Regions from separate parts of the Homo sapiens genome. Here region 1 is linked to region 2. A link is a loop called in an ENCODE intact Hi-C map of the cell type or tissue named here. Cell type or tissue: K562. All regions are shown on one strand. Links, peaks and the distances in the headings refer to the core of each region. The heading gives the core; the rest is flanking DNA.

The links. Hi-C counts contacts between places; a loop is a spot of excess contacts. Peaks named below come from ENCODE experiments on the same cell type or tissue, not always from the same donor. Only the 100,000 strongest peaks of a DNase experiment are listed, where the experiment ranks them.
Region 1: it touches region 2 in a loop (2.0-fold over the local background); 10 of 110 quality-filtered maps call a loop at or near these places.

Annotation. Positions count from the first base shown.
Region 1 is chr5:170,805,665-170,821,426 of GRCh38, reverse strand. It overlaps GABRP (gamma-aminobutyric acid type A receptor subunit pi), which reads right to left. Exons shown (of 10, transcript NM_014211.3): 7 at 15,574-15,711; 8 at 12,675-12,827; 9 at 11,672-11,859; 10 at 7,380-9,471. The coding sequence ends at 9,169. Among named protein-coding and RNA genes, the nearest start is that of GABRP, 30 kb to the right of the region's middle. In K562, for the core only: a CTCF peak has its summit at 11,670 (motif pointing left); no DNase peak of the experiment used is centred there.
Region 2 is chr5:171,154,505-171,171,181 of GRCh38, reverse strand. It overlaps RANBP17 (RAN binding protein 17), which reads right to left. Exons shown (of 28, transcript NM_022897.5): 15 at 979-1,052. Among named protein-coding and RNA genes, the nearest start is that of TLX3, 150 kb to the left of the region's middle. In K562, for the core only: a CTCF peak has its summit at 8,411; a DNase peak (open chromatin) is centred at 8,401.

The DNA.
Region 1 (15,762 bases), core at 7,763-15,762, 350 kb after region 2:
GCAGAAACCTAAGCTGACTCAGGTCAAAGCCAGCCTCCTAACCTCTCCAGTATCCTCCCTGGATTCTTCACAGGGTCAGTTTGTTTCTTCCCATCACCCTTATGAGTTACTGGCTTTGGAGATGGAAAGTTCAGTGGACATTTCTAAGGTGGGAAAGTGAAAGGGGCATGATCTTATTATTGTTTGCATTTCTTTCATTTCTGTTATTGTCTAGCTTGGATCCAGATTCTGGAGACTTCTAACAACTTGTAAGAATGAGGCTGTATGGTGTAGTGGATGAAGCACAGGTTTTGTTTTGTTTTGTTTTCTTTTTGAGACAGAGTTTCACTCTCATTGCCCAGGCTGGAGTGCACTGGCATGATCTCAACTCACTGCAACCTCTGGCTCCCGGGTTCAAGTGATTCTCCTGCCTCAGCCTCCCGAGTAGCTGAGACTACAGGCGTGTGCCACCATGCCCAGCCAATTTTTGTGTTTTTAGTAGCGACGGGATTTTACCATGTTGGCCAGGCTGGTCACGAACTACTGACCTCAGGTGATCCCCCCACCTCAGCCTCCCAAAGTGCTGGGATTACAGGCGTGAGCCACCGCACCCAGCCCAGGCAGAAGTCTTGAGGCCAAATAGACCTGGGTTCAAATCGAAGCTCTGCCACTTCCCAACTATGTAACCTTGAGCCGGCCATTGAATCTCCTTGAATCACTGTTTTCCCCTCTGCAAAATGGATTAATATCATCTACCTTATAGGACTATTGTCAGGATGAGAGATAGGGTAGGTGAGGTGCTTAGTACATAGTTGTCACATAAAAAATTGTAGCTATTAACTAGCATTTATACACCATGGACTTCCGTCCTTTCATGCAACTTGTAACATCAAGTCTCTCTATCTGAGAAAAAGCAAAATAAAAAAATAAAAACACCTCTGATGGACTGCACTATGGTGATTATTCTTAATATTTTCCCCCAGCAAACTGCATAAAAGTTACTTTACTCCTGTGTTCTATTTGGAAAACATTACAAAACTTTGAGCAGACAGTGGTGCTGTGACAACACAGTGCTTACCAAAGCACAGTATGCTTTTCTGATAAAGATGTAACTTTATTGCCCTTTATGTACTCTCTTGGTTAATATAGTAAGCAAATGGGAGATAATTTGAAATACCTTTACTACCATTTATAGTGTCAGAACATACAACTTGCCTTTAAAAATGTGAAAGATTCATTGCAATAGAAGGCATTGTGTATACATACAAATGCATTTTTAAAACAATCACCAGTGGAGTGCTGAGAGGAATCATGAGCTGAGATCTTTCACCTTTGTAGAGATGAAATAGGATGTTCTTGTTAACTGTGTTCTTGGAGCAGTGAGCCAGGCTGCTCCAATATGCACTGTGGGCAAGATGCCAGCTTTTGTGATCTCCTTTGCAGGAACTTTTAGATGGAAGAGGTGAAAAGCAGGGTCCTCTAGGCTAACAAATGACTTTAAGTCTTTTCTGGGGAAGAATGATCTGATTTGCTAGTAAAGATTCCAGAGATGCCCCTGCCTCAAATTTCTGGTGGGTGGGTTAGGGTGTGGAACAGTTCTGGCAGATTGAGAGAGATCATCAAGACACAGGCCACAGATAATGCCATTCAATCTTTATGAGGTCGCGGCTTGCTGTTGTTCTATAGATGTTGTAATCTTGCAGCCCTGCTTCTGCATAGGCTGAGCATGAAGCTGAGTGCACAGAATCCTTTGAGGAGGTCATGGGATTGGTGAAAAGATGCTAGGCCTAGAAGACATGGCTTCTAGTCTTGGCTGTGCCCTGTTTGATTTTGGACGCATCCTGTGTCGTCTCCCACCCTAGTTTCTACTAACATGACATATAAGCTGGCTGCACTTCATCAAGTCCCAGCTACTGATTTTCTGGGAGTATGTAATATGTGTATAACCATGTATCAGATTGATTAGGACCCATTTGTGTGACTGATATCACATGTCCAAAATAGTTTCACATTTATAATCTTAATTTTTAACCATACTACAAACCTGTGAGATAGAAAGGGTGAATATATTTGTTCCCTTTGACGTATTAGAAAACTTAGGCAAATAGAGATTCAGTTAATAGTAGAGTCCAGGTCTCTTGACTCTCATTCTTGGGTTCCCACACTAAATTAAACTGGATTAGTCTTTTGGGATAAGTCTGAAATGGAATGCAACTAGATTCTTTGTGGAAAAAATAACTTAATAAATTCTATTCAATTCCTAAATGAGTAGATAAAAAACAAAGTTGTATTTCCCTTGTTGAGAATTTGCCTTTGAATCCCTCTGTGAAATGAATTAGAATGTTTTCTTAGGATGTAAGAAATATACAAACTCAGAAAAAGCACATCTCACATATTTTTAAATGGATAATTTCTCCTGGGACTTCTTTACATTCTGAAAATTCACTTTATTATTGCATTCTAAAGTTTGTGGCTTTAAATGCCATGGCATCTGAGTCTAACTTTTATTGGTGATATTTGTGGTTATCAGTTTCCACTGTCACCCTGTCCCATTTCCTTTGTTTTGTTCCATAGATATGATTTGGTTTATGAATGAGGGCTTTTCGATCCTTCAAGATATGTTTTTGTGAATTGGTTCAATAATTTGTTATTGAAAAGCAAAATCCATCAGAGACATGTTTGCCTACTTCCTTTAAAAAGAAATATTTTCATAGAGACCAACTGTCTATTCATCATTCATGCCTCTTCTTTGTATGTTTTAAGGACATAGCCACAATTCTTGTTCGTTAAATGTGTCCATGAATGTATTCAACCTGAAATCCCAGCTTCAAAACTTCTAAAATTTGGAAATTACACAAGTGTCTTAGTCCAAAAAGAAACTGCAGGCCTCTGCCTTGGGTGCAGACACAGAGTAAGTTGGCAGGCCAGACTCAAAGAGGCCCTGAGAAGGAGAAGGAAGTCTGACTCTCATTCTTGGGTTCCCACACTAAATTAAACTGGATTAGTCTTTTGAGATAAGTCTGAAATGGAATGCAACTAGATTCTTTGTGGAAAAAATTTGGAGTTGCCTTTTTATGTCACAACTCTGATGATCGCATATTTCTCAGCTGAGTGCTCCCTCCTTTCATTACTCTGAGTTCTTAGTGAAGCTTTTGACTCAGACCCCTGACCTTGAGGGCTACCTATGAGGCATCATTCAAGCCAGCTGCCCCCTCCTACCCATTACAGAAAGCAGGTTCTTTGATTGCAGGTAGTCTAACTTTTTGCATTCCTGTGAATGTTTTTAATTGATTTACATAAACTCAAATTAACTTTAACTAAGGTTAAGGTTTAGTGTCTCAAAAACTGGGAGTTGCAACAAAGAACTGCTGTATCCCTGTATGCCTGCATCATTCTTCAACCACAAATTTATCATTGGATGCTTTTTTGTCATGTTATGGCCACATCAGAAATAGATGTTGTATTAGTTTATTCTTGCTTTGCTATAAAGAACTACCTGAGACTGGTAATTTATAAAGAAAAGAGGTTTAACTGGCTCATGGTTCCACAGGCTATACAGGAAGCATGGCTGGGGAGGCCTCAGGAAACTTTCAGTCATGGCAGAAGGTGAAGGGGAAGCAGGCTCGTCTTACATGGCTGGAGCAGAAGGAAGAGAGAAAAGGGGGAGGTGCTACACACTTTTAAACAACCAGATCTCGTGAGAACTCATCATCACGAGAATTGCAAGGGGGAAGTCCTCCCCCATGATCCAATCACCTCCCACCAGTCCCGTCTTCCAACATTGGAGATTACAATTTGATGTGAGATTTGGGTGGAGACACAAATCCAAACCATGTCAGATGTCCTGTTCCTTCTTGGCACTAACATAGGAGATTCAATGAAACAGAAGGAAAAATTTGCTTTCTGTCTGCTCTACATATTATTCATATTCAATAGTCATATCCTGTTGGACGTTTCCATGTGGTGGACACACTGTATTATTTCACCCTCCTGAAAATGTAGTTTTCATGAAGTTGTTGTCTTTTCCACCAAGGCACGTGGTATCTGTCTTCCCATCTGGCTTCACATGTGGAGAGCTTGGAAAAATACAGGTCTTGAGTCCATAAGTCTGAGTTGAGACTCTGGGGTCAGTTGCCTATAGAGCTCCACCAGTGATTCTTATGATCAGCCGGATTCAGGAACCACTGCTTCAAAGCCTGTGTGTCCAGAGTCCCCATGACCACTGGCTAGGTTTGATGATTCACCAGGAGGATTCACAGGACTCCGCATATAGTTGTACTCATGGCTATAATGTATTACAGCAAAAAGATACACAACATTGCCCAACTCTACAACTCTTTAACTCTTGGGTCTCGTCTTCACTGAGAGAGGAATAGCTAGCTGGCTTGTAAATGCAGATGTCCTCAAAGATCACAGGGACATTGGACCATCAGGTAGTTATTTACTCACTTTTCATGTTCTATTCTCTTTCCTAGTTTTCAAATGGGATTGCATTTTATCTAATGTCTGGGAAGGCACAGTTAGAAGAAATGATATTGAGTGGTTAAGTTTCATATCATAGCCAAGTCACTGAAAGCTATGAATCACATGATTCCCCTTCAGATCCCCCAAAAGAAATCATAATTTTGAAGTTCAACCTTGTGGGCCACCAGGAATATTCTTAGGCATTTGTTTTATGTTAGCAATACGTTGACACTTTAATTTTCTGCAGCCAGAGGCATCTCCCTGCATCTACAACCTTCCAAGATTACCTGGTAAAATAGAGCTGTCTGCTTTCAGGCAGCTGTATGGCAAAATCAAAGGGAGAGATGATTCTTTATTCTCATGGGAAATTTCCAGATGGAGAATCTGAGCATTTCATTATTCAACCTGCACATTTTCTTCCTTCTAAACAATTAGGCTTTCTCTGAAGTGCTTTTATGCCTATTTACTTTTATTCAGTTCACTTATTCAGGTGAATAGTGGAACAGCATGTCCCTTGCACAAAATTTCTCTTGAACCTAATAATGACAGTCATTTACTCAGCTTACTTTCCAAGGTACAAAAGCTCCTTCTTGTTGGACTTGTTTTCTATTATTTAAATCACTTCTGTCATTCTTCTCTCTTTCCCCATTTCTGTACATCCCTAGAAGTATGGGCCAAAATTGAACTCAGTGTTTTCCACCCAAATATACTGCAGTCTGATATATATTTAAAGTCTTTACAAAACTGTTGAAAATTATATGTAATTTAATATATATTTAATTTTAAAAATAGATTAAACATATTTTCAATTTTTCTTTTAAAAAATATCACACATAACTTACATTGATCACATATTAGGGTGTAATTCCTTGTCTGTTAAAAGACAATTTTAAAAATGTATACGTTTTAAAAAGCAAGGAACTTTGGCAGTAAACTGATAAAAATTCACTATGGGCCAGCAGCTGAGAAGAACTGCTCTCTATGTGTAAGAGTAAGGCACAACATTGAAGAAATACCTTATCTCTTTTTTTTTTTTTTTGAGATGGAGTCTCTGTCACCAGGCTGGAGTGCAGTGGTGCCATCTCGGCTCACTGCAACCTCTGCCTCCTGGGTTCAAGTGATTCTCCTGCCTCAGCCTCCTGTGTAGCTGGGACTACAGGCATGCGCCACCACACCTGGCTAATTTTTTGTATTTTTGGTAGAGATGGGGTTTCACCATGTTAGCCAGAATGGTCTCGATCTCCTGACCTCATGATCCACCCACCTTGGCCTCTCAAAGTGCTGGGATTACAGGCGTGAGCCACTGCACCTGGCCAAAAGACCATATCTTGATCTCAAACTCCCACTAACTGCAGATCTTTATGCTTGTCACTATACTTGCCTTGTGTATTAGTTCGTTTTCACACTTCTATAAAGACATTACCTGAGAATGGGTAATTTATAAACAAAAGAGGCTTAATTGACTCACAGTTCTGCATGGCTGGGGAGGCCTCAGAAAACTTACAATCATGGTGGAAGGCAAAGGGGAAGCAAGGCATGTCTTACATGGCAGCAGGAGAGAGAGAGAGCAAGGAAGTGCTATACTTTAAAACCATCAGCTCTTGTGAAAACTCCCTCACTATCATGAGAACAGCATGGGGGAAACCACCCCCATGATCAAATCACTTCCCACCAAGTCCCTCCCACGACATGTGGGGATTACAATTCGAGATGGAACACAGAGCCAAACCATATCACCTGGCACTGAAAGCCATACTGTACTTTTCTTCGACGGGGACTCCCCTGCATTGCCTGCTCATTTCCAGCTTGAGGTCTACTGTAATCTCCAGCCCTTTTCTGCTATGCTCATTTCTCCTTTTTTCTTTTCTTCTTCTTTTTTTTTTTTTTTTTTTTTTGAGATGGAGTCTCACTCTGTTGCCCAGGCTGGAGTGCAGTGGTGTGATCTTGGCTCACTGCAACCTCTGCCTCTTGGGTTCAAGTGATTCTCCTGCCTCAGCCTCCTGAGTAGCTGTGATTACAGGCACCCACCACCACGCCCGGCTAATTTTTTTCTATTTTTAGTAGAGACAGGGTTTCGCCATGTTGCCCAGGCTGGTCTCGAACTCCTGACCTCAAGTGATCCACCCACCTCAGCCTCCCAAAATACTGGGATTACAAGTATGAGCCACTGCGCCCCACCCTCATTTCTCCCTTTCATTTGAAATGAACCATCTGCCATTTAGTTGCTATTGAGTGTCTTCCTATATTTTTATGATTTCTTATATTGAGACTATTGCTAGTCTCAGTAGCAAGTTAACTAATAATTATATTTCTATGATTTAGAATATTCCCAACCCCAGCTAGTTTCATGTCCTTTGGAAATTTGGTGAGGTTGTTCTTGATATTTTCAACCAAGAAGTAAATATTTTGAACAACGTGATCACTGGGACTGCTCTGGGTAGGGGATAAAATGGACAGGTTTCGAATATTAGAAGTTTTTACTGAGAACTCTGATGTAGTAGCTACACTTTAGTGCAGAGTGATACAAAATCCAAGAGTCAATGTTCCCCCCGCAAAGTGTATTCTCAAACTATAAAAATATCATTCAACAACAAAAAAGAGAATTCCAAGTGATAAAGAATGCTTAGAAGAAAATCTGTGACATTTTTTGAGAATTGGCTCTTTTGCTATCACCAGGCTCAGCTGTTTAACTGCAAGGCAGGTGTTGTGGTGCAGTGATGTCAAAGAAAACATTGGCTATGTCACCAGCATTTACTATTTGCTTGGCAGAAGATATTAATGGTAGGGTTTATATGTGTGTCTTGAGCATATATGTGTACCGTTTGGGGTTGGGGGAACATGAGGATAGAAGGATGTGAGCCCATTGAGTTTGTACTGTGATACATACCTTCTCCAGATTGGATCTTATAACAATCATTGTATAGATGACCACTTGATTTGGTGGGTAGCTAATATGGTATATTTATTTCACAGTTTCACATCTTTATCATTGTTTTTATATAAAAACAATGCTTAAGTGGGGTTTCAGAACAGATATTTCCTTTTAAACTTTTTTTAAAAAATCACAAATATGATTGGCTCATACAACCACATTTCACCTCTTTTCACCAGCACTCCCACCCATTCCCGTTAGAAATATTTTGTTAAAAAAATCAGGTGATCAAACTCATAGAAACTGAATTGTGAGAAGTATAATGGGAAAAGGAATGAGAACCTGTGGCTCTAGGGAGTTACAGAAGGGAAATCATCTTTTAGAGCCTTGGTTTATTTCTGACAGGAAAGGTAAAGCCGTGCATTTATTAGAACAGGAAGCTAAGAAATTAAAGATGGCGAGATTGTCTAAAATAACTGAGGCTGAACTGGAAGCCTTTACCCTGGCACACTCAAAAATCACTTTTGGTACTGTTGGCTGAGACTGGCCGAGGAATGTGCATCTCTGGCTGGATTTGGAGAGGGCAGCTCACCCGCAACCTGAACATAGGTTCTGTAACGTATCTCATTGTTACTCAGAAAGTTCAGTACTCAGGGCCAGCACGCTCCTGCTCATGCGGGATAAGCCACTCATAGCAGACCAGCTGGAAGGATCAGGGATCTGAGCAAAGCCAAGTTTACTTAAGCTAAGCCACTTGTTCCTGGGTCAAGCAGTTTGTTTTCTAATAAGCATCATTCCTGATCATTAGAGCAAAGGGATGAATGCTCCTCTTGGAATGATACAGGGGATCTGCCACTGGGAGAGTGTTGCTCAGTGTTAGAGTAGCAGCAATGACAGAATGACAGCGACTCTCTGAGTCAACCCAGTACTTTTAGTACCCCATCACTATGTGAATAAAGGCAGCTAGAAAATGGACTCAATTCTGCAAGCCTTCATGGCAACAGCCCATATTAAGACTTCTAGAACAAGTTAAAAAAAAATCTTCCATTTCCATCCATGCATGGGAAAAGGGCTTTAGTATAGTTTAGGATGGATGTGTGTATAATAATAAAATGATAAGATATGCATAGTGGGGGAATAAAGCCTCAGAGTCCTTCCAGTATGGGGAATCCATTGTATCTTAGAACCGAGGGATTTGTTTAGATTGTTGATCTACTAATTTTTTCTTCACTTATATTTGAATTTTCAATGATAGGACTTATTGGAAATTGGGGATAATTCTGTTGTGGTATTAAATAATATTCATTATTTAAAAACTCATCTTGGTATTGAGTTAGTGCATTGACTTCCAATGAATTGACATAAGCCCATATTTCATTTTAACCAGAAACAAAAACTAGAAAATGTTACTCCCTAAATAGGCAACAATGTATTTTATAAGCACTGCAGAGATTTAGTAAAAAACATGTATAGTTACTTTAGAAACAACTTCTGACACTTGAGGGTTACCCAATGGTCTCCTTCCCATTCTTTATATGAGGTAAATGCAAACCAGGGAGCCACCGAATAAACAGCCCTGAGTACATTTGTAATCTTGGGCTCCATGGGAATGTCCTTGATTAAGATGAAAGAGGAATGGACTGATGTTTCTATTACAAGATCCTATAATGCTAGGACTTCTACACAGCTTAGAACAATGGTTGGAGCTTCATTCTTTGAGCAGAAAGACTCAAATATTATTTCAGTCACTTGTAGCACCATTGGATGTGGGTGCACACTTGGCCTAAAATACCATTTACATCATTATCTTGTCCTGTTGAAGACCTATGGCATGCAAGAAATTTAACATTGACTCAAAAATACATGTAGTATGCCCAGTAAAATACATTGGCTAGCATAAAAATCAAAGGAAACAGTAGTTTGGAATAGTGATCAACATTACTGGGGTTTTGAATTGTGAAATAATCAACAATCCTGCCCATCTTTTCTCGGAAGACAAACTTGAACTTGTCGCTGGTTTTCATTGTCAAGTCACTGTAGTCAACGTTGTCGCTGGAAATTTCAATGCTGGCAAAGCTGATCTTCCGTTTAAAGCTGGAGATGGAGCTGTTGATGATATTAGTAATACTGACTTCTTCTACTTCCTTTGTTGTCCCCTAGTTCATAGACAATGCAGTTAGCTTAAAAGACTTGACTCAGCAAAATAAATAAGTAGGTAATGAGCTAATAAAAAGTTTAGAGGCCTAAGTGTTGAATAATTAGGCTTAATAGAGAGTGGCATTGAGTGCTTCAGAAATTGGCCAATAAGCCAGGCTTGGGCTCCTGTTGCCCTGTTTGGAGACACCTATTTGTAGGTCACCAGCATATATAACAGGAGGAGTAAACATGGCCTACTGTGGATATCCTGAGCAGTGTGCCAGATGCGAAATGCTCAGGCTTTGAAGTTAGTGGACCTGGGTTCAAATTCCATTCGGCCTCTCACTATTGTGAAACTTTAGTCACCTCAATCCCTCCAAGACTTTATTTCCTCGCCTGCCAAATGGTGATTGGTATTGCCATCTTGAGACTGATGGGAAGATTAAATGGTAAAAAATGGAAAGCATCTGGTAGGTGTTTGATGACTTCAATTCTGTTCCAGGGAGAAAGGAGTAACTGATTACGAGAGATAATAGAAATCAGCTGTGTCTTAAAGGCTTTGCCACCAAAGCAGAAATAGTGATGCTCCCTGCCATTGCAAGGAGTTGCCATTCTCCAACATGGCTGGGGTCAACTCCCAGGAATGTGGGAGTGTAGTGAAGTCAGAGAGAGTGTGGTTTGGTTCCTTGACCAGGCCGCTTGCTAGGTGTGGGGTCTTATGGGAGTTACCATATCACTGTACAGGACAATGAAATGAGTACCATTATTATCCCAATTTTACCCTTGAGAAATGTGCCACATCAATTAGTGGCACATTTCTCAAGAGTAAAATTGGGATAATAATGGTACTCATTTCATTGTGTTGTTGGATGAACTAAAGGAGATGTTGACGGATGTTTAGGACACAGTGAGTACTCCATAGTGCAGTGATTATCATATACACAGCAGAATAAGAGCTTTCTGGTGTCTTTAGAGGAGGCTGTCAGTATTTCACCAATGTCCATTTTGCCAATCTAGTAAATCCAGATTCTTGGGCGGGGGGATGAGGAGGTAACTCAACTTCCTTCCTCCCTCATAAGGAAGCCTAAGGGAGCAAAATAAATAAAAGCCATGTTCCTCTTTGGCTGGCACACGTGGTCATTTGCCTTTGGTGCTTGGATGACATGACTATGAAACATTACTCACTGTAGCCAAACCCAAGGGAAAAAGCAACTGGATCTTTGGGTCATTTTGATTCCTCATTCTACACTATTAGATCCTCCGTGGTCCTAGCACTTTGCTCAAGGTGGGCACCTCTTCTGAACTGGATCCCTATCATTTTCTTGCTTCTTAGCATGAACTTTAGAATGCCATTATCTATCAAATTTGGCTTCCAAATAACACTAGGGGTCCATGAACCTGTAAAGGGTGATAGTTAAGAGCATGGTCTAATGCTCTCTGCAAGTGGGAATAGCGGATAAGTGTCAGGCTTTGGAACCAAGTAGGTTTAGGTTGGAATCCCAGCTCTACCTCTTAGTATCTATATCCCCTGCGGTAAGTCTCTTTCCCTTCTTGTTATCAGATTTCATAAATTTAAAAAAGGAGACAACCTTATTGGGTTGTTATGAGCATTTAAAATAATATAGTATTTGCAAAAGGCTTGTTACTGTGTCTGGCACATGTAAATGCTTGATAAATAATGACTATTATTATTATTTAGAGAGCTGGACTATAGTGTTCCATTGCTAAACCAAATAATGACAGTTTTTCTCAATTAGCAGAAAAATATGCTCACCAAGAAATTTGTCACAATCTAATATTTCCATACATTTTTCAGTAAAGCATTACTTGTATAATTTAAGGACAAAATAATGCAACAAAAGAATTAAATAGTAAATATATATTAATATAAAACTTGCAAGCAGCTGATCATGTTTTTTTCATATTGGATTCTTCATGGATGCTTGCTCCTGTGGTTGTGATTTTATGCTGCATACAGATAACATATTTTCTGCTGGAAAATTAAACATATTAATATCTCATTGTATTTGGTGAAAAGAATGGTCTTTTTCAAGGGGCACCATGACTTCCAGCTGCTCCCACCTGAACAAGGATAAGACTCACTGGAGCACAGGGAATCACTGCGGGTGGGGTGGGGATAGAAGCCAGGTCCAGCCCATGTCTACAGATCAGCACACGGCACCAGTGATGGATCATACACAGGGCCCTCAAGACTCTTACCCTATCTTTGGCTGCCATCTGCTGTAAGGAACTGTAGTGAGCAACTGCATATTCTAGCAAGGCCCCAAACACAAAGCTAAAGCAGATCCCCAGGTACACATCGATGGCCTTGATGAAGCAGTTGGTGTTGGGAAGAGAAGTGCGGGACCCGATCATCAGTGTGGTCATTGATAACACGGTCGTCACTCCTGGGAAAACAGGCAGGGGATGTTCCTACAAAGTGACTGGTTAGTCCTCCACCATAGCCTGGCAGAGTGTCCCCATTTGAGAATTGGCAGGGTGAGGGCAAGACCCAGAAATGGAATGCATCTCATTTTGAAAAGTCTGCGACCTTCTAGAATAGGGTTGATTTGTCCATTTTGTACAGATATGAGGGATGTGTTTTTTTTTAATGTTTCACGTTCTGTCTTCTCCTGGGAGGGGGTGATAAATATGCAAAAGAACTGACAATAGACCATCTAAGCACAATGATCCCTTACTTGTCACTGTAAAACTTAAGTTTAAAAATGCACCACTCCTGGCAGGGCATAGTGGCTCACACCTGTAATCCCAGCACTTTGGGAGGCCAAGGTGGGCAGATCACTTGAGGTCAGGAGTTCAGGACCAGCCTGGGCAACGTGGTGAAACCCCATCTCTACTAAAAATACAAAAATAAGTTGGGCATCATGGCACATGCCTGTAGTCCCAGCTACCTGGGATGATAAGGCAGGAGAGTCACTTGAACCTGGAAGGCAGAGGTTGCAGTGAGCCGAGATCACGCCAGTCCACTCCAACCTGGGCAACAAGAGTGAAATTCTGTCTCCAAAAAAAAAACAACAACAAAAAACCCAGAATCCTAAAGTAGTCTCTTTCTGTCTCTCTCTTTCTTTCTCTGTAAAAGAATCTCCCAAGAAAACAACTCTTGGAACTGCCTTAGGAATATCAATGAAGACAATGGTAAAAGGAAAAAAAGTAAGTAACCTGATAAGCCAGTTCTTAGAAATCTCCTGTTGGAGCTGCTTACCAATGCAGGTTCTTGCAGGGACTGAATCGAGAGAGATCCAAAATGAAACCCAGGACAACACCACCAGGAAAGTGGAAGGAACGTAGGTTTCCAAAATGAAATACAGAACATTCCTCCGAAGCTCAAACTGTAAGACCAATCTAGTGTAATTTCCTGAAAGGGTAAACAACAGATAGGAAATTGTGTCTGTTCGTGTAGCAAGTGGTTTCTCTATGGGATGCTTAACTATATGTACATTAAGCCCTCTGTCATTGATCTAAATCTGGTTATGTATGAACTGTCATTATGATTTCCACAGGAGACACTGCTGTTGCATTGAATGGGATTTATAGGGGCGCTGTCCTGCCTTATGTCCAACCTGGGCTTTTCTGAATCACAGTATTCCTACAGCAGTGCAATCAATACTGGTTTTCTTGACGTCTGCCTCACTAGACAGTGAGTTCCTTGGGGGCAAACACTGAATCTTTCAGTTCTGCACTCACAAAGTAGTTGTTCAATAAATACCTGTTTAATGAAGATTACCTGTGACCATCTGTTTCTCAAGGAATACTATGGAATAGACCTAATGGACCTATTAAATATAAGTGAATTTTTGATGATTTCAGAGGCACCCCAGATTTTATACTACTTCAGGGCCATCCTTAGGGAATCTAGCAGTGTATTCTAGATGTGGGAAAGGCATGTGTTAGAGAGCTATCAGTAACAGAATTCTCTGTGGTAAATAGGCTACTGTAGCACAAAACATATATGTCCATGGGTTAGAGTCCCAAGCTCTGCTCCTGCTGTGCTTCTATTATGGGGAGGTGAGCAGTAGTGGCCAGCACTGGTGTGGATGCATGAATGAAGAGGTTATCCTCTGGGAACAGGAAAAGTCTGGCTTAGATTGTTGTTGGGGAAAAACAGGATGGTGAATGGGAGCTGCTCCAACCCTCTGTCACCCCCAAATTAAAGCCTGAAATGAGAAATTATACCATTAAAAAAACAACAGACATATGCCTGGATAAATATAGTATAGAATAAAAATATGTACTTTTCGAGCTTGGTGAGACCCTAGAGATTACTTATTATTTTACTTTATTGATGGGTAAATTGAGACACAGGAAGTTTTAGTGATTTGAAAAGGACCTGGAGTTGATGTTAGAAGAAAGAATAAAAACCAGGTCTTTTGCCCGTTGGTCCAGGGATGTTTTATCAGTCTACACTGCCTGCTTTATTTTCTTGATTTTGAAAGTCAATGTTTTAAAAACAAACAAGCAAACCTTAGAATCAACATTTGACTAAATAACGACCCTCTTTTGTACCTAAAGAGGGTGGTTATGTGCTACATGAGATTACATAATTTTGAAAACTGAAGCCATTTTTTATATGAACCCAACTTGGGAATCCAGATTTGGTAAACTATGACTGCATAGCCCTAATTTACAAAGTTGTCTTTAAAAATAAAGTGTATTTATTTGCCCATTATAAAAATAATTCATGATAATTACTTAAATTTTGGAAAATAAAGCCAGGCTTGGTGGCTCATGTCTGTAATCCCAGCATTTTGGGAGGCCAAGGCAGGTGGTTTGCTGGAGCTCAGGAGTTCGAGACCAGCTGGGAAACATGATGTAACCTCATCTCTACAATAATACAAAACATTACCCAGGCATGATGGCACACACCTATAGTCCCAGCTACCAGTGAGACTGAGGTGGGAGGATCACCCAAGCCCAGGAGGTGAATTTTGCCGTGAGCTGAGATTGCGCCACTGCACTCCAGCCTAGGTGACACTAGAGTGAGACACTGTCTCAAATAAATAAAATAAAATAAAGTAAAATAATAAGTAAATAGATAAAAGAAAAAAGAAAAGAAAAATTTGGAAAATAAGAAAAGTAGAGAGAAAAAATCATCTTTCCTTCTATTCCAGTCTTTTCTCTATACATACCCTTTAGTTTCTAATTTTCATGTAACCATGATCTTGGTGTGACATATGATTTTTAATGTCACCTAGGCTCAACTAAAATACACAGTAGGCCGGGCGCGGTGGCTCATGCCTGTAATTCCAGCACTTTGGGAGGCCAAGGCGGGTGGATCACTTGAGGTCAGGAGTTCGAGACCAGCCTGGCCAACATGGCGAAACCCCTCTCTACCAAAAATACAAAAATTAGCCGGGCATGCTGGAGGATGCCTGTAATCCCGGCTACTCAGGAGGCTGAGGCACAAGAGTCGCTTGAACCTGGGAGGCGAAGGTTGCAGTGAGCTGAGATCGTGCCACTGCACTCCAGCCTGTGCGAAAGACTTTGTCTCAATTAAATAAAATAAAATATGTAGTAATTTTTTAGGGTGCAAATATTGATGAGAATAAGCGTTCTTAATATTATCATAAGGAAGTGAGAGGAAAATGCCAGCTGCTTTTATATAACATCACATCTTTCCAAACATGTCTATGTAAAATCGCCAAAGACCAAGAGATGCATTTCTGGTAAATGAAATGAATAAGTAATACTTCCTGCCATGTTTGCAATAATTAGAGTGTTCATGCTCTTGTTGGGCATTGCTGCTGTCTTCTTCATCTTTGAGCTGTATTCTTATTTTTATTCTTCAGTGTCAGAGAACTAGTGTTCCAGTGAGAAATATGAATAAATTTTATGCATGATGGAGGCACGGAATTTGAGCACTCATTAGCAAGTATCTGGAGGTACATGGTGCAAGGCTTCAGAGCTGGTCCAGAGGTCTGTTCCTCAGTGGACCATTTTAATACTGGGTGTGGAGGAGGTGGAATTGCTCAGCACAAACCCTACTGTCCCGCTCCACTGCATCCCAAGGAGGTAAAGTGAGAAGACGATATTTCTGACTCAGAGAGCAACCCTACACCTCAGTTCACTTATTTTTATTTCATACAGTTTGTCACATGAGTTACCTGTCTCCTGCTGCGATCTGGTGACTAAGGTGAAATACCGCTCTATGGTGTACTGAGCAAGCCGCAGGTGTTCCAGTCCACGCACAGAGTCGTTCCCTCTCAGCCAGGTGAACTCCACATCATTTCCATCATAGCCCCCTGGCAAATAAAATGGAGCCCTGGTCAGTGCAAGGGTGTTCCAGATTGAAC
Region 2 (16,677 bases), core at 4,913-12,912:
TTATAAGTAAGATATTTGCTTGTCTAAGGAGAACCAGAGAATACACATAAATTTATGTAAGTTTGATGACCTAAATCACAAATATTTTGAAAGTGAAAAACAGGCTCAAAAACATTGTCTATTCTTTCAATAGCATATTCAAAATTATATGCAATCTGCAATGAATATTGCTCTCCAAATGGTGTATAATTCTACATATTTAGTTTTGTAAATTAAAAAGTTGTCTAAGTGTTTCACTGGAAAACATCAAGTTTGTACCCAAAACATATTAGGGAGGAGAAGCAGGAGTTACAAAGAAAGCCAAATAGAGGCTCACTGTTACTGCCAAATAATGAACCATCAATCTGTGGCTCCAAAACTCACTTCTTATGATCACGACTGTTTATCTAACTTTGCTGTCTGCAATCAAGACAGTGTTGTTTGTCTGTTACACAGATAAAGCGGGGTGCCAGGTGGAGGCATACAAGTTTGGCTACGTGTACAAAGTTATGACTAGAAACTAGTTTATTCTGCTAATGTTATAAGTCCAATATAAGGACAGTTTCCATGAATATGTCTCTGCCAGCCATAGGTTTCTCTTAGAACTAATGAATGCCCTATCAGACCTCTCTCAATGATTTCAATTTGCAATAATCTCTTCACGTGGTCTTTCAAATCGCGTGCTTTTCTTTTTAAATAAAAAAAAATGCTGCCCAATTGATCTGAAGAGTCAAGGTCTGTAAATCTTTTAAAATCATCATCTGATGCTGCACGCTGCCGTTGTATGGAAACTTGACAAATTACAATGTCCTTTGGATGGTGACTTTTCAATATGTGAAATTAAGTTTCAATTAAGAACAATGCTAACATTCTAACAAAGCATAATTTTAAGTCTTTTATTTAAAAATTAATATATAAAAAGGTTTAAATACAATAAAAAGATCTATTACATTTAAAACAACAACAAAAGAAAAATTAAAGACCAAAACAAGAACTCACATTTTTGTCATGAACGTCTCTAGAACGTGGTTGTCATCTGTTATTCCTAAGACTTCTGACATACGAGCATATACCTGCATTAAAACATTTCATTGTTAAAAGTTTTACTATTAACATATATTTTCAAAAGACTATTCGAATTGAACAAACATAAGATTTAATGCACTGTGGTATCCACACTGAAGTAGGGAGTGGGTGGGAGAGCAAAGGAATTTTTTAAAAAGAATCTTATAATTTTAAAATTTGCTAACTTTTTCCTCCAGATCGCTCCTATTTTGAAATATATAAACGCTTACACACAAACACACTCATATATCCATTTTACTCCCACCACACCACACACATTTTTTTTTTTTCTCAAAGTGGTAGACCACCCCTTTCTGGAAGACGGGAGTAGGTATGCAAAGGGCTGGAAAGTAGAGTACTTCAACAAAAGGTTCCAACACTTAAAAATTTTCCACCTATTCTAGATTTCAGCAAAATATTAACCATTTCAGGATTATTTAAGGCAGTTATAAAAATAAGGATTTAAAAAAATCAAAGGAAGTTAACTTATAGAAATTCTCCTCAAATATTACCTAATTAAGCTTCCCCAAATATACAGGTACGTCTTACTTTTCATGTTGACACTGAAATCCCAAGCTCAGGGATTCCCTGTTGAAAACATCAGGGCCTGGGAATCCACTAAGCTTCCAATTAGGGAGTGTTGGTTGCAGAGTTTGGGGTGCAACATTTCAGTCTCAATCCAAGCCACATTAAGCTTATAAACACATATCCCACTTCAAGTGGGAAAATGCCACTTATACCCCTTACTAGCCTGGCAAAGCTGAGAGGTGGGTTGACACCTCCATACTCCCTGATGCTCTGGTGTGATTCCAGGTTATCCCTGCCAGTCACCAGCTGTATGGGATTTCTCTTCTGTGATTTGATCCTCTGTGATTGTGTTCTCTCACTTTCTCCTAATCTGCCTATTTCTTATGTACAGCAACATAGCTTCTATTCCCTCTGTCTTTTGTTTTTTATATCTGAACACGAGCTTGATACACCACCATAGGTCATGAAGGTATCACAGGGGCAACACAAATCACCCAGAGGTATAGGGTCATAGAGGGGAGGAAAGCTGCCATTGTAGAAATTTCTTTTCTGGATTTTAAATACCATTTGAACCAGCAGGTTGTGTTCCAGGCTTTCAACCTGAGTCCTGTGTCTGGAAGCCTTCTCCTCAGGCTGATGGAGTGAATCAGAGGGAGAGAAAAAGAGGGAGAGGAGGAAGGGTTAGGTGTAGAGGGTGACAGAAGGCAGGAAGGGCTGAACGGTGGAGAGCAGAAGCTGGGGAAGAAAGAGAGAGAGAGAGAGAGAAACAGAGAGAGAGAAAGGAAGACTGAGATTCAAATTCCTGCTGCCTTACCTACTAACTTCTGAGCCCTACAGAAAAGCATTTCAGTGATTATATATCTGTGACTTTGCCCATGAGAGTAGGCCTTCATCTCTAACAAGATTAAAGTGACCATTGTTGCTTGTAAGATGTTTGGGGGAAAGAGGGAGCTAAGGAGGAGAGAGAATCTAAAGAAGTCAGTTACCAACAATCCTCAATAATCACAAACCTTTAAGCACAAAGAGGGCTCTAATGAAGAATGATATGTAGAACAGAAAGTTTCCCTAAGCTCACCATGATGCCAAACCTCTCTCGTATATAGAAGTATACAAATTGGGTCCCTTGGAAAACCTAGCATCGACATGATTAATGGCACACAAAGCATTTCACAACTTGGCCTCAGCCTACCTCAACTTCCACATTTCCCTCAACCTCAAGCCACAATAAAATGCTGATGGATCACTGAGACATCTCATGCAATTTCAGATTTTTATGTGTTCATGTGCTGGTCATTTTGCCTCAATCAGTCTTCTTCCTCTTTTTCCCCTCATACTCATTCAAAAGTCATCTCCTCTGAAGGCTTCCTAGGCACAGTGAGTTGAACTCTCCTTTATGTTCCCACAACGTCCAGTCCATTCCTCTGTCATGGCGCTTTTCACACTGTAACTGTTTGGATGTGAATCTCCCTCATGACACTGAGTGCTTCTTGAGGGGTGACACTATGCCTTATTCTTTGTGTCCCTACTATTGCACCTAGGGCAATATGTGTCAAGTGAATACTACGTGGCTTTAATGTGCAGTGGAAGGACACGGTCTGGATCTACTAGGACTATATTATAATGTGAATAGTTTTTACACAAAGAGAGAGAAACGACTTTTCCCATTAAGCACATATTGGATTCTACAGACAAAATACATAGAATCGTAAATTACAACAGAAAAAGAAAAGTAGCTAGAGAGAACAGCTTGAATATTTAGTAACTGATTATAGCAATTGTCTTTAATTTTATTTTAGTGGCACCCCTGTCAAGAGATCCTTAAAATAAGCCCAGTTTTATAAAATCAACTAACAGTAGGGATCAGACACCCTACTGTGTGCCCTGCTTTACCCACTTGCTCAGTTCCAGGGCCAGAGACTGTGTGCCCTTAACTCTGACTGGAATTTAAAAGGCACGTTTGTTTAACAAAGATGAAAATATGAATGAGTATGTTTAAACTAGCTTTACCACAACTCAAAGCACAAATTCTTTGATGGTACACAGGATCATTTATATAGATAAATGAAATTAATAATAAATTCCATGACATCCTGGTTTTGGAAAGGATGTGTCCATGGCATTATCTCAAATTACTTATTTTCTTCTTATTGTATTTACATCTTTACTGGTTAATTTTCTTGTTTTCGATAAATAACTACAGTGGACTTTCGTAAAATCAAATTTTACATTTTCAAGACATTATAAATGCCTTTTTTATGGCAAAACTCAGACATAATTTTTGTTTTAATCATTTTATTATGCATTTTAAAATGTGATTTTAAACATTTCAAACATTTTAACATTAAAAAATGTGCTTTCTAATTCAATGGGTCCTACAAGGAAGTTTTCCTACCGTGTCCCTGGCATTCAAAAGAGGAGGAAGCTAGGCAGGCAGGTCTGTTGTGTTCTGCTGTCAAAACAGTTTCTCAAAGCATCAGATCTGACCCAATAATATACTAGAAAAACAGTCAACATTGACACATGGCAGTGCTTTAATCCACAATTATCCTTGTAACTTGCACCATTCCTTTTATCATCCATTAGCTTTGATTCCCATTATCCCATCTAGAACTGTGTCAATGCTTTTGTCCTTGGGGATTTCTCTCCACTACTAGGATCTGACAGTCAAGCTTGAGTACTAAACAGGATCATTACCTCTTAAATCCACTTATCTGATCTACTGAATAGTAAATTGAAAAGCTCATTAAGAGCAACAATCTGATTTGTTTTCATGTGTGACAGGGTCATTTAAAATCAATGTATGATTACAGTGTTTCTTTTAAAAGACTGTTTCTCATTTTTCAAGGTACCTTATCATTCAGATAACATGCAGAAAACATGAAAATGTCTCCAAACATTTGAAATTTAATTATCCCTTTTAAACATGGATAATTTGGGAGTGAGAAGTAATTTGTTCAGTTAGGAAATACCTACAAAATCGTTTATCATCAAGCACAGGTCAATGAAAGTCTTCTACAGAAAAATCTTCTAACACAGTATTTAGAGTTTTTAACACTTTCTACAACTTGTATTATTTCAACCGAAATAATTTTTATGACACCAAGAAGAAACCATATTGCAGTATCTATTTTAAGGAAGTATATAGGAGTTACATAGGAATGCAAGAAAAGGAAAAAAAAAAAACTCACTTTCAGTCCACAGATTCCTTGTCTCTTATTTCAGAATGTATTAAGATAATCTCATCACAATGAAAAATGAGTCAAAATCTAAGAAATAAGAGACTAAACCTATCTGTGTGGTCATCCTTCAGAGAAGGATGGCCAATACAATGACACTGAATATATGGTTATGCCTTTGGTTATGAGTTTTATATAGTCAGAGATGCACATTCTGTAACCAAGGTTTTGCCTGTCTGAGCCCTCCTCCCTTCTTTCCTTCTTCTGCATTTCATAATATGCCTGCATAATAGACTGTAAGCTCCCTGAGAGCAGAAATGATGCTCTGTTTTTTTAAAATCTCACGTGCCTACTACTCAATAATGTTTCTTAAATGAATAAAAAGAATATATGGTTAAAATGTACATTTTGGTCAATCCCATTTCATATATGATTCTTTAACAAAGGAAAACGCATAAAAGGCATGTATTCTTCCCCCTGTGAAATAATATACCCCAAATCCTACCCATCTGGGATGAACACTGGTAAAATGTTGTCATTTTAAAAGGTGTGGTTTTAATGCTTAAATAATATTTCTGGAAGAAGCTCTCCCTATAAATTCAGTAAGAAGAGTCTTAATTTGAAACCTTGCCAGCCTGTTACGGGCACTTCTCAAAACATATAATAGAATATGATATTTTTGTAGTATTAATTTCCACACGAATACGTTTCCTCCACTATTTTCAGCATGTACTCCTGGAATGCAGGGGAAATGTCTATTTCTCTTTACATCTCCAGTGGTATATTGTCTTAGAACACTGTCGTGATAAACTTAGCAAGTAGAAAAAGCACAGACTTTGGTCCCAAAGATACTGCATTTGAATTCTATATCTGCCACTAACTAGGTGTTTCTTAAGGTCTCTGAATCTTGGTTTCTTACCCATAAAATAGTAATAATAATAATAATACCTACTTTAGGCTGGGCGCGGTGGCTCATGCCTATAATCCCAGCACTTTGGGAGGCCGAGGTGGGAGGATTGCTTGAGCTCAGGAGTTCGAGACCAGCCTGGGCAACACGGTGAAACCCCAAACTAAAATACAAAAAATTAGCCGAGCGTCGTGGCGTGTACCTGTAATCCCAGCTACTTGGGAGGCTGAGACAGGAGAATTGTTTGAACCTAGAAGGCGGAGGTTGCAGTGAGCCAAGATTGTGCCATTGCACTCCAGCCTGGGTGACAGAGCGAGACTCCATCTCAAAAAAAACAAAAAAACAAAAAAACCTACTTTATGGGCTTTTGATTAGATTAAATGATGATCCCGAACTCAGAGCTTGACATTTAATAGTTACTCAACAAATGCTGTTTCCCTGTACAACCTTTCATTGACCCTTCTGCACAGTAGGTGCTGAAGTGGTCAGGTAACACCTTTTGAAGAGAAGGCTCTTCACATGAAAAATAACAGAAAAAATCAGAAGGTGCTTTGAAGATTTTCACACAGCATAAAGACGGTTAAAACAAATAAACAAAATCTTATAATCTGTATCCATAACTCTTAAATCTTTACAAATATGTTCAATTAACACCTTCTAGTAACACTCAGAAATTGCATTTGTTAAAGGCATAAAGGAACTGCTTCAAAATTTCATGATACAAAATCAAATTCTTTCTACTTCTCAATGTGTATTGTCTTAGAAACTAGAAAAATTACCCATTTTAACCAGTTACCCATCTCTCTTGCTCCTGAAATATGGAAAGTGATTAGAAATGTAAGGAATTATCATTATTACAGATTTGAGAAGGCATGCTCTTAAAAAACTGTTTTAATATATTTGTTTTCTTAGCCGTATTTATTTTACTGCAAAGGTTCTTATAAATTTAAGAAAAGAGCATTTGGATAGTACATAATGCTTCAATGAGCCAATACATTCTCCAAATTCTCAACTCATCAAATGACAAATATTGCCTGTAGAATTTGCAAGTAGCTTAAAAGATGTTACATATGGTTTTAAAAAGGGAACTAGGTAAGAAAAACAGATGCGGACATAAACTACAAATAGCAACATAATTTTGAGTTGTACATTTAATAAAGAATAAAAAAAGCATGTGCCGAAATAATTTTTAAAATTTCTTTTACCAATCCTAATCCTTAGTCTTAGGTATCTGGAGCACTGTCTCTAACATTCTGGTTATAACTCTGAGGAAACTAATTATGTCAATCTTTAAATTTGGAGTAGATTACAGAACTGGGAAACCCAGAATATTAGTTCCTAAAGATTGTATGGATATATAATGACAGTCACAGAAATTCAATAACAGTCCTTTATGAAATGTACTCAAAAGCACCACATGAAACAAATTAAAAAGAACAACGAATCTCTCATTCTGTGCAAATAAGAAAATAAGAGAAAACACTGGTTCTATAGGTTTTCAAAAGAGTTTTTATAATGAATTAAGATTTTGGATAATGAATCTTCAGAAAATTATAGTAAGTTAATACCCTTAGGCCTTCTATAAGTGTTTAAGATGCTATAACTTCTCAAAGAGCTTTAGTGCATTGTTTAAGCAGGCTCAATGCAGAAAATTAACAGTGCAGTAGAAGTCAACAACAAAGTATTTTGCCATTGGATGACAAACCTTCTCTGAACCAATTTATTCTCAAAAACATATCAGGTAATACAAAAGTGATACCACAAAAGATCCCCCAAATATTACTGTGAATTTTCAAGTATTGTTTCAATCTATTGGAATGACTTATTAATGAAGGTTTTTAACTGGTTCTAAATTGGTAAAACAAAACCTGTCACTGGAAAGGATCCAATATAATGAAAGCATTAGTGTTCCTTAGGAAGAGAATTTAGGAACACAGTATGAAATCACTTACTATGAATAAGAAATCAATTTTCATATTTTTGTTTTAGGCTTCAAGTGCCTTTGAGGTCAATTCAGTGCTTTCTATAAGAAAGACCTCATCAATGTGAAAGGCATTAGTAGAGGAGGGAGGAGGAGAGGTGTAAGAAAGAATAGAGCATTTAATGACTTGGATCTAAACCATTTGGAACTAAAGGTACTTAGCTCTTTCATTAACATTTGAAGCAGGATAAAATATGATAATCACAATTAACTTATCACCATAACAAGAGAATTAATGGTACAAACATCATTGCTGTATATTAAATACACAAACTTAGTGACACTGAATAGATCCACATTAATCCTGGGTGACTAATTTTTCCATATCGTTTCAAATAACATCACTAAATATAAGCCTGAAATTAGACAGAAAAATCTTTTGCCAGAATTTGATTTTAAAACCATAATTTATGTTGGAAATCAAGTGGTAAAAGGTGAATAATCCTGCTTGCCTCATTCAGTTGAATAAGGAACAGCATCTGATAAAGAAAAACTGGTTATGGAAGTATAAAATACATCTGAATGTTAAACATTTATTTCAATTAGAATATCTGAACCCACCATCTGTGGTGGCCATCTTGCTAAGGGCACATGTACCTAACAAATCTCTTAAGAGGCATTCCCAGTCTGCTTGAATAAGCTATTGTATAAGAAAACTTGGAGTGACCACTTTGGCCTCACATTTCCTTCGCTCCACATCCTGTGGCACAAAGCATGAACTCAGCAGGCTGGGGTGCAGGGCTGCCTGCTGCCTTGTGATAATCCCCTCTCCCAGTAGGGGCCTCCACTGATGCATGGCTAAGAACATGCTTCCTCTTTTGCTTGCACCCCAGTGGGGTTTCCATTTCTAACTTGGGCCCAAATCCAGACTGCTAAGGAAGGTGGAAAAGTCAGAAAGCTCCAGATGCTGTCAGAGATATTTCTGAGTCAGTTTCTAAACAATAATTTATTAGAAAGAGTACAGGTATAATGTGAAAACCAGCAAGGCTGGTAATTTTGGAGAGATTCTTTTCCTCCCACCCCCAAGCAGATCTAGGGTCTAACTACCACCTGTTCAACAGAAGCTGGCTGTTTGCCTTACTTTCCTTCAGGGAGCCACTGACTAAGGATCTCCACCAGCATGAACCTAATGCCTCCCGACAGGCCTTCCCTAGCCAAGAGGGACCTGGGTTGAGTGCACCAGTTACTGGTCACAGGATATGCAGTCCACAGAAAGACTCCTGTGGTGCAACCAGCTGAAAGCCAACCAGAGAAAATGGAGAGTGTACATTTGTCCTGACACAGCTTTGCTCCTGTTGGCTGCCAATTCACTCCATGTCTGGGGCCAAGCTTCTGTTAAACTAGTCTTCTATGGATAAAGCCATGGTAAAGCCCTGGGTAAATATATTATCTCCCCAAGCCCATTCAAAAAGAAGCTAACTATGGCTATGGCACCAGATGCTTGGGAAGAAGGCTTAATTTTAGTAGAGGATTTTGGGACCATGGTTTGAAAGAGCATTTCAGACAGTTAAAGGAATATTTATAATTCTTTGCAATAGCAAGTTTATAAGATGACGATTAAATTTTAGGGCAAAGAAGCTGATGCTGGATGAAGTTTGTGAGAGGGTGATAGCAGAGGTGGGGAACTGGGAAGTAAAATATTTTGTTTAATCCCCCGTACCTCCTAAAGGTGTCAGCCAGAAACACATTCTGACACAAGGGATACATGTGCTCTAGACACTGTTCAATAACAGATGCTATTCAATGTAGCCAAATAAAACTTTCTTAAGTATTAATAACTGATTATAATTGGTTACTCAGCAATGTTAGCATCAAGAAATCTAGGATGCTTTTGTACTATGCAACCACATTAAATATAGGCTTTGCAGCTAATACTGCTTATTAGTGGACTACTAAACCTTTGGCTATAAAATATGAACATTGTAGAATTATATAATGCATAAAAAGGGAATGAAGACAATGCATGCCTACACTTAATCATTGTATGCATATGCCTGTTTTACTAATTAGAATCTGAGGCTGTAGTGAGACAAGCATAAAGATTGCTGGTCCACCATCATAACCAGCAACCCAACTCACCTTAACTATTTTCCAAGCCTTCTCTGGAACTCTGGGTACATCACTCCTCAGGCGTACAACCTAAAAAGCACAAAGTTTAGGGACCTGCCACCTGGCACCAGAAATAAGAGCAAAAGGCCTCCCCAATCTCAAATAAAAGGAGAAAGTGGCTGACAATCTTTGTGGTTGTTACTTATGATATTCTTGGGACTTTGATTTTATTCTGGAGCCCATGAGCAGAGACATGGTGAAGTCCTGTTCAAATTCTGGATGTGGTTATATGAATGACAATGGGATTGCTTCAGTGAGATAATTCCAGAAACCAGTTACTAAAAGCTAGCCCTAAAAAAGAATAAATCATAAATAATATTTGACAGAATGATTTTTAAGAATCTCAGCCGGGCGCGGTGGCTCACGCCTGTAATCCCAGCACTTTAGGAGGCCGAGATGGGTGGATCACCTGAGTTCCAGACTAGCCTGGCCAACAAGGTGAAACCCTGCTTCTACTTCTACTAAAAATACAAAAAATTAGCAGGGCGTGGTGGCACGCGCCTGTAATCTCAGCAACTTGGGAGGCTGAGGCAGGAGAATCACTTGAACCCAGGAGGCAGAGGTTGCAGTGAGCTGAGACTGCTCCATTGCATTCTAGCCTGGGCGACAAGAGTGAGACTTCATCTCAAAAAAAAAACCAAAAAGAATCTCTTAGTACTGTTTCCCATGAAGCACTTTCATTATAGAAGTGTGGCAACTGAGGCTAATGACTTAAGCAGGCAAAGTAACCTTCTGATTGGCAAAAGTACATCTTTTAACTAGGGTTACAAAGTATAATATCACAAAATAGGAGGTAATCTAGTGAAGTGGTTAGGAATAGATTCTGAAGCCCAAGACTAGTGAGATTCTGCCACTTACTAAGTAATTTTGAGCAAGTTGCTTACCCTTTAAACCTTAGTTTCCTCAAATATAAAAAGGATGAGAGTAGTACCTAATCTGTGGAATTTTTGAGATTAAAATGGTTAATTTATGTGAAGGACCTATAACAGTCCTGGTATACAGTAAAATTTTCATAAGTATTACCTATTATTTTTATTGGAATGTCTCTTTTCTTTGTGCTTTATCTGGACTAGATACTAGAAAACAGATATATGTTCTAAGTGGGTATGTGAGTAGCTTTAGTAGTAGTTAGAGGGGAGAGGGTCTTAATGAAAGGTAACATAACTTCTAATATTAAATAATGGGTCTAGTCTTTGAGTCTTGCAAAGAAATAAAGTAGTAAGAAAAGTGATAGAAAAAAAGTCAGGAGAAAAACAGAATGATCTGTGGTATTTGGTGTTATTTTATCTCAAGAACTTATCTGCATCACCTATATTGCCAGATTCAAAGCTTTCATCCTCATTTTTTGAGTCAATACAAGTTCCTGCTTCCTATCTCCAAGGTAAGTTTTCAACTCACTGAGTAAGTAGATGATCACTGTGTCCAATAAGTTATCAAAGTTTTCCCCATTCAGATCAATAGGTCCATCCAATTGTCCAAATTTTCTTCTTTTTTCTTTTTTTTTTTTTTTTTTTTTTTTGAGATGGAGTCTCACTCTGTCGCCCAGGCTGGAGTGGCATGATCCTGGCTCACCGCAAGCTCTGCCTCCCGGGTTCACATCATTCTCCCGCCTCAGCCTCCCGAGTAGCTGGGACCACAGGCGACTGCCACCACGCCCAGCTAAGTTTTTGTATTTTTTTAGTAGAGACGAGGATTCACCGTGTTAGCCAGGATGGTCTTGATCTCCTGACCTCGTGATCCACCTGCCTCAGCCTCCCAAAGTGCTGGGATTATAGGCGTGAGCCACTGTGCCCGGCCCAAATTTTCTTTACTAAATTAATGTACACAGACACGGGGGTCCAGAACACTATCATTAGTTTAAAATTATTAAGAGTTTTTAGGTGATGGGCTCCCAAGGGGCATTCTCTCACAGTGGGAACAGAAAGGGGCTACCTTTCAGAAATAAATATAATATTACTGATCTCTGACACTAGACTATTGGTTCTAGGTTGCTTCTCCTATTGTAGGACATAAAATATCAAGGATCTAGCTTAGTTCTTTTGTGACTGATGGCGAGCCAGGACTAGACATCCAATCTTCAGTTAAAGAAATGAGTCTTTTCCTTGGGAAGTAAAACAGCTAGTATGGAGATGAAACTTATGATATTGGCATTATCAGTCAACACACTCTGAAACTGATCATTCCTGGACTCATGCCTAAATACATACATAGCCAATGTGATACAGCGAAAAGCAAACTGGGTTCAGAGTAAGATGATCTGGTTGAAACCAAGGGCCTGCCACTAAACAAGCTTTTAATTCTGAAATTGTTTCATATTTCTGCAAAATGATATTCATGTATATTAAACAGAACATTGTTGAGAAGACTAAATGAGAAAATGTAATGAATAATTCAGCAAAGTGGTTAAATGCAAAGCAGAAACCCATTGCAGGTTAGATTAAGGTTGAAGATAAACTGCATTCTCAAGTGATATTTCCTAGATATTTCTCATTCTACATTACCTGAAAATACAGGATTCATAACTTACAACATGGATAATGTTTTAACCCCCAACACCTTAATCTTTAGGAAGGTTAGAGAGTATCATGTGTTAGGCAGCCGCACCTGCTGGAAAGTGTGGTATGACAGCCCATAGCTCATGAATGCAAATGACCAGATAAAAAGGGCAGGTGAGAACTGGCACCAACAAGCATGAAAACATTTCTAATGAGTCAGAAAAGTGGGCCAAGAGGGAGCAAGGAAGGAAGTGACCATGAAAATTGAGAGACAGAAATGGACAATAAATGGTCAAAGGCTTAAGAAAAAAAAAAAAGGTTACAACAAAACTTGAGAATTGCAATTCTCAGCAAATGGAAAGCCACCAGTACTAAGGTGTTTAGCACATTTCAAAATTTTCTATTATGTTATAATTTTTCTTGTTAAAAGTTTCCAACTAAACTTACTGGGCATAGGAGATTTTCCATGGAAATGCATTTCCAATTTTGTAATGGGTGTCAACCAGAAAATGCAATTCACATAGGAGAAACTTGTTTCAAAGCCAACTTGCTTAAACACATCTATTCAGTAAAGCAAGGGATACTGGCGCTGGGGAGCCACGCAAGGCCTAGGGGAAAACAAAATTCCAATAAGTATGCCAAATGTGCTTTTATATTTCAAGACTCCTTCAAAAGAAACATTATGGGGAGATAAAAATTAGGAAAACACTGAACTTAACTAATTTAAAATGTTGAAAAAATATTTTGCATTTATGTTTTATAACCAAGTGCTTTTCTCACATTTGTCCCAAGGCAGCAGATAAAGCACTATATTCACCATTGCTAATACTAGCAATTGGAACATGCTCTTTGGCAAGGCAGAAATAAGATAATTGTTCAACATAGGCTGGCTTTTCAGAAATACTGGAAGCATTGCCTGTAATTATAGACATCTGTCACTGCTAGCCACTCAGTACTAACCCTGACATCAATATACAACCATAGCACTAAACTGCCTGCAGGCATAGCAATGGAGACCAGATACGCTAGGCAGGCAATCATCTGCTTCATCCAAACTATCTGTCAAAGGTTCCCAACCACAAATAGCTCTTACATTTTGTATCCTTAGGATAATATGTTGATTTATTTTAGATTCTCTAATATTTACAGTCTAGACCATCTACTAAAATAAAGAAACAAAACTTATGGCTAATGGATGCAGTTACTGTTCACAGTCATCATAAAAGGTCATAGCTCAACCCTCAAATGTTAAAAATTGATGGCAGCTTTAACCATGCGCTATCATACAGATGTTTCCTTTTGTAGAGGCAATTATTTTCTAAGGCAATTCAATATGGTAAATACAATCTTTCATCAGCAAATATGTTGCCACATTGTTTTAGTAGAAATGCTCATATTTTAAAGCCCTTTTTAAGAAGTAAAGACAAGTTTCAATGTTCATCACTGAAGAGTCCAGATCATCAGTGTGGGTTTAGCTTTACATACAGTACCTTATTTGGCAATCCCTATATAAATGATGTAATATCAAAAACTAGGAAATGGTACTGAAGAATAAAATACTTAGTTAATGAATGAGTCAACTGACATAATCTTGCCGGGTGTAAAACTTACTGAAATATACATGCAGATGTACATTCATATTTTTTATAAGACACACTGTAGCTTTAAACATCACCCTCTGTTTTCTTTTAAACAGCCAGAGAAGCAAGCTGAAAATTATTAGACATTTAGACTAATTAGGAATAAACATTCACAATTATCATAATGTGTTACTAAAAACCCAGATATTTCTTGGTCTGATCACAACAGCCAATGCTGAAGAAAAACTATTAATTACTGACAGACAGTTAGCTTACAAGTGAGCTGCATTTTAAAAACCTCCTTTAAAATACAATTGCTAAATGCCTTACAGTGCTGTAATGTGAGACAGGTTCAAATCTTATTACTTCACTGAAATTAAAACCTAAGTTTTAATACTGTTCAAGTCGAACAATGATTCCACACTTTATTGCTTTTGAAATCCCTTGATGATCATAGGGAAAAATGCCCCGGAGAAAAAAAGACTGTTTTCGATAAACAGAAAATACAGTTTGCACTCTTAGCCTCTTTGTCATCACAAAAAAAGGATTTAATGCCAATTCTTTAAAAAAAGACTTTTTTTCCCACAAAATGTGCACCTTGTGTGCCATTTGTAAAATCAGTTCACTTTCTTTTATTTATTACTGCAGTGCGGCAAGGCAATAAAGAAGCTACCGATAGCTAATAAATTACATGCCTTTTAAAACAATTCTCTTGCTACAAAAACATGTAACTACAAAGGTTTACATTTACATGGTACATCATATGAAATGTCTATATTTGTGTCCTATTAACCATCTTGGCAAATTGTGGACTTTTACCAAATAGCTAATAGGAAAAAAAATATAGTGATCCACACATGTTCACATGACATAAAAGCCGTTCTAGAAAACTACTCATGTATTTGCACTTTACAAAAATACTCCAAAATTTATTTTAAAAACATCTAAATAAATTATTTCACACATCAAAATGGTACTCAAGGATCTTCTAATCAGGATTAAACTTTACTCAATTACTGAGAACTAAGAAAGTACCTTTTTCTTCTAATTTATGTTCCTAGTATCACATAGTCTTTTAAAAATCATAATTTTAGCAGTTACTTAAAATAAATTATATAGAAGGTAAGATCACTGGAATGTAACCCAGAATGTGCCAATTCTGATTCTTAATGAATATAATATAGTACTTGTAGAAAGATATAGAAACTAGGTAATTTCGGAAACATTAAGGAACATCCGCTTATAATCTTTCTTTTGAAAGAATATTATCTTCACATATCCATAAGAATTGCTTTTAAAATCTTAATGAAAGTAAGCTATTTTGTGTCTCTGCTTTGTCTATGTACAAATGAATTCTGAAATAACTATACTCCAATTTACAGGATTAAGTTGTTAAATTAATCAGGGCATTTTCTTAATGCTTTCATGCTCCAATCTTATGATGAGAATGTATTTATGAGGTAGTGTATTGCCTTTTATTATTAATTTCCTCCATTTCCTGTAATAGCTATCATAGCTGTGGCTCTTTTGTGCATGATTCATACTTACAAAATTTCAACTTTGTTAATTATGCATGATGAACAATGCTTCAATGTTCAAAGCACAAACAACTTTGTTTCATTTCATCTTTACTTCAAGATGACAATCCACTATACAAATGAATGAAAATTTTATATTCTGTAGCACTCGATTTCTCCATTCAAATCTACTTTTTCTCTTTTCTTTTAAAATCAGTTTGATTAGGAATTTGTGGGAGTTATCTTTTTTGAAGGGTTCACGGAAATAAGTTTATTTCATTTTCACAGATTATGGAATTAGGGGAATTATTATCATCATAAATCATAATTGTATAACATCAATGTATGTGGAGAACTCTGCTATATTTCATAACTTATTTTTGCTTCTTTTTTAATAGTAAATGCTCATTTGCTGAAATCATCATTGCCTTTTCCCACACTGTAGTTGATATTAAATGATATTATTCTCAAATAGTGATCAAGAAAAATAACTGACAAAATATCCACTTTCTCTATGGCTACTTTCTCTACCTCCTACATCTCATTCATAAAATTTTATTTTAAATCTTTAATTACTTGGATTATCCTCTTTTTGGCTGGGGGAAGGCTAATTGTATTCTCCCTCTTGCATCGCTAAGAATGTACAATCAAAATAGGCACAGCTAGGTATCATTAACTCCATATATATACATATATGTGTATATGTGTGTGTGTGTGTGTGTACATATATATATATATATATATATATATTTTTTTTTTTTTTTTTCTAGATGGAGTATCACTCTGTCGCCCAGGCTGGAGTGCAGTGGCGTGATTTCAGCTCACTGCAACCTCTGCCTCCCGGGTTCAAGCCATTCTCCTGTCTCAGCCTCCCGAGTAGCTGGGATTACAGGTGCCCCGCCACCATGCCCGGCTAATTTTTCGTATTTTTAGTAGAGACAGGGTTTCATTATGTTGGCCAGGCTAGTCTCAAAACGCCTGACCTCAGGTGCTCCACGTGCCTCGGCCTCCCAAAGTGTAGGGATTACAGGCGTGAGCCACTGAGCCCAGCCTAACACAATACTTTAGATGGCAAAATCAAATAGTGGTTAGATTTCTTGAGGTTATACAGTTAAATGGTTTCCCCAACTTCCTGTTTTCACTGTTTGACAATGCTGTTTCTTAGCTGCTAGGGAAAAATATGTATTCACTGACATTTGTTCTAGTAAATCCAAAGTAAACACTATATTAAATGCTATTTCATTCAATATACATAAAATAATCTTGGCTGGGCATAGTAGCTCACACCTGTAATCCCAGCATTTTGGGAGGCCAAGGTGGGCAGATCATTTGAGGTCAGG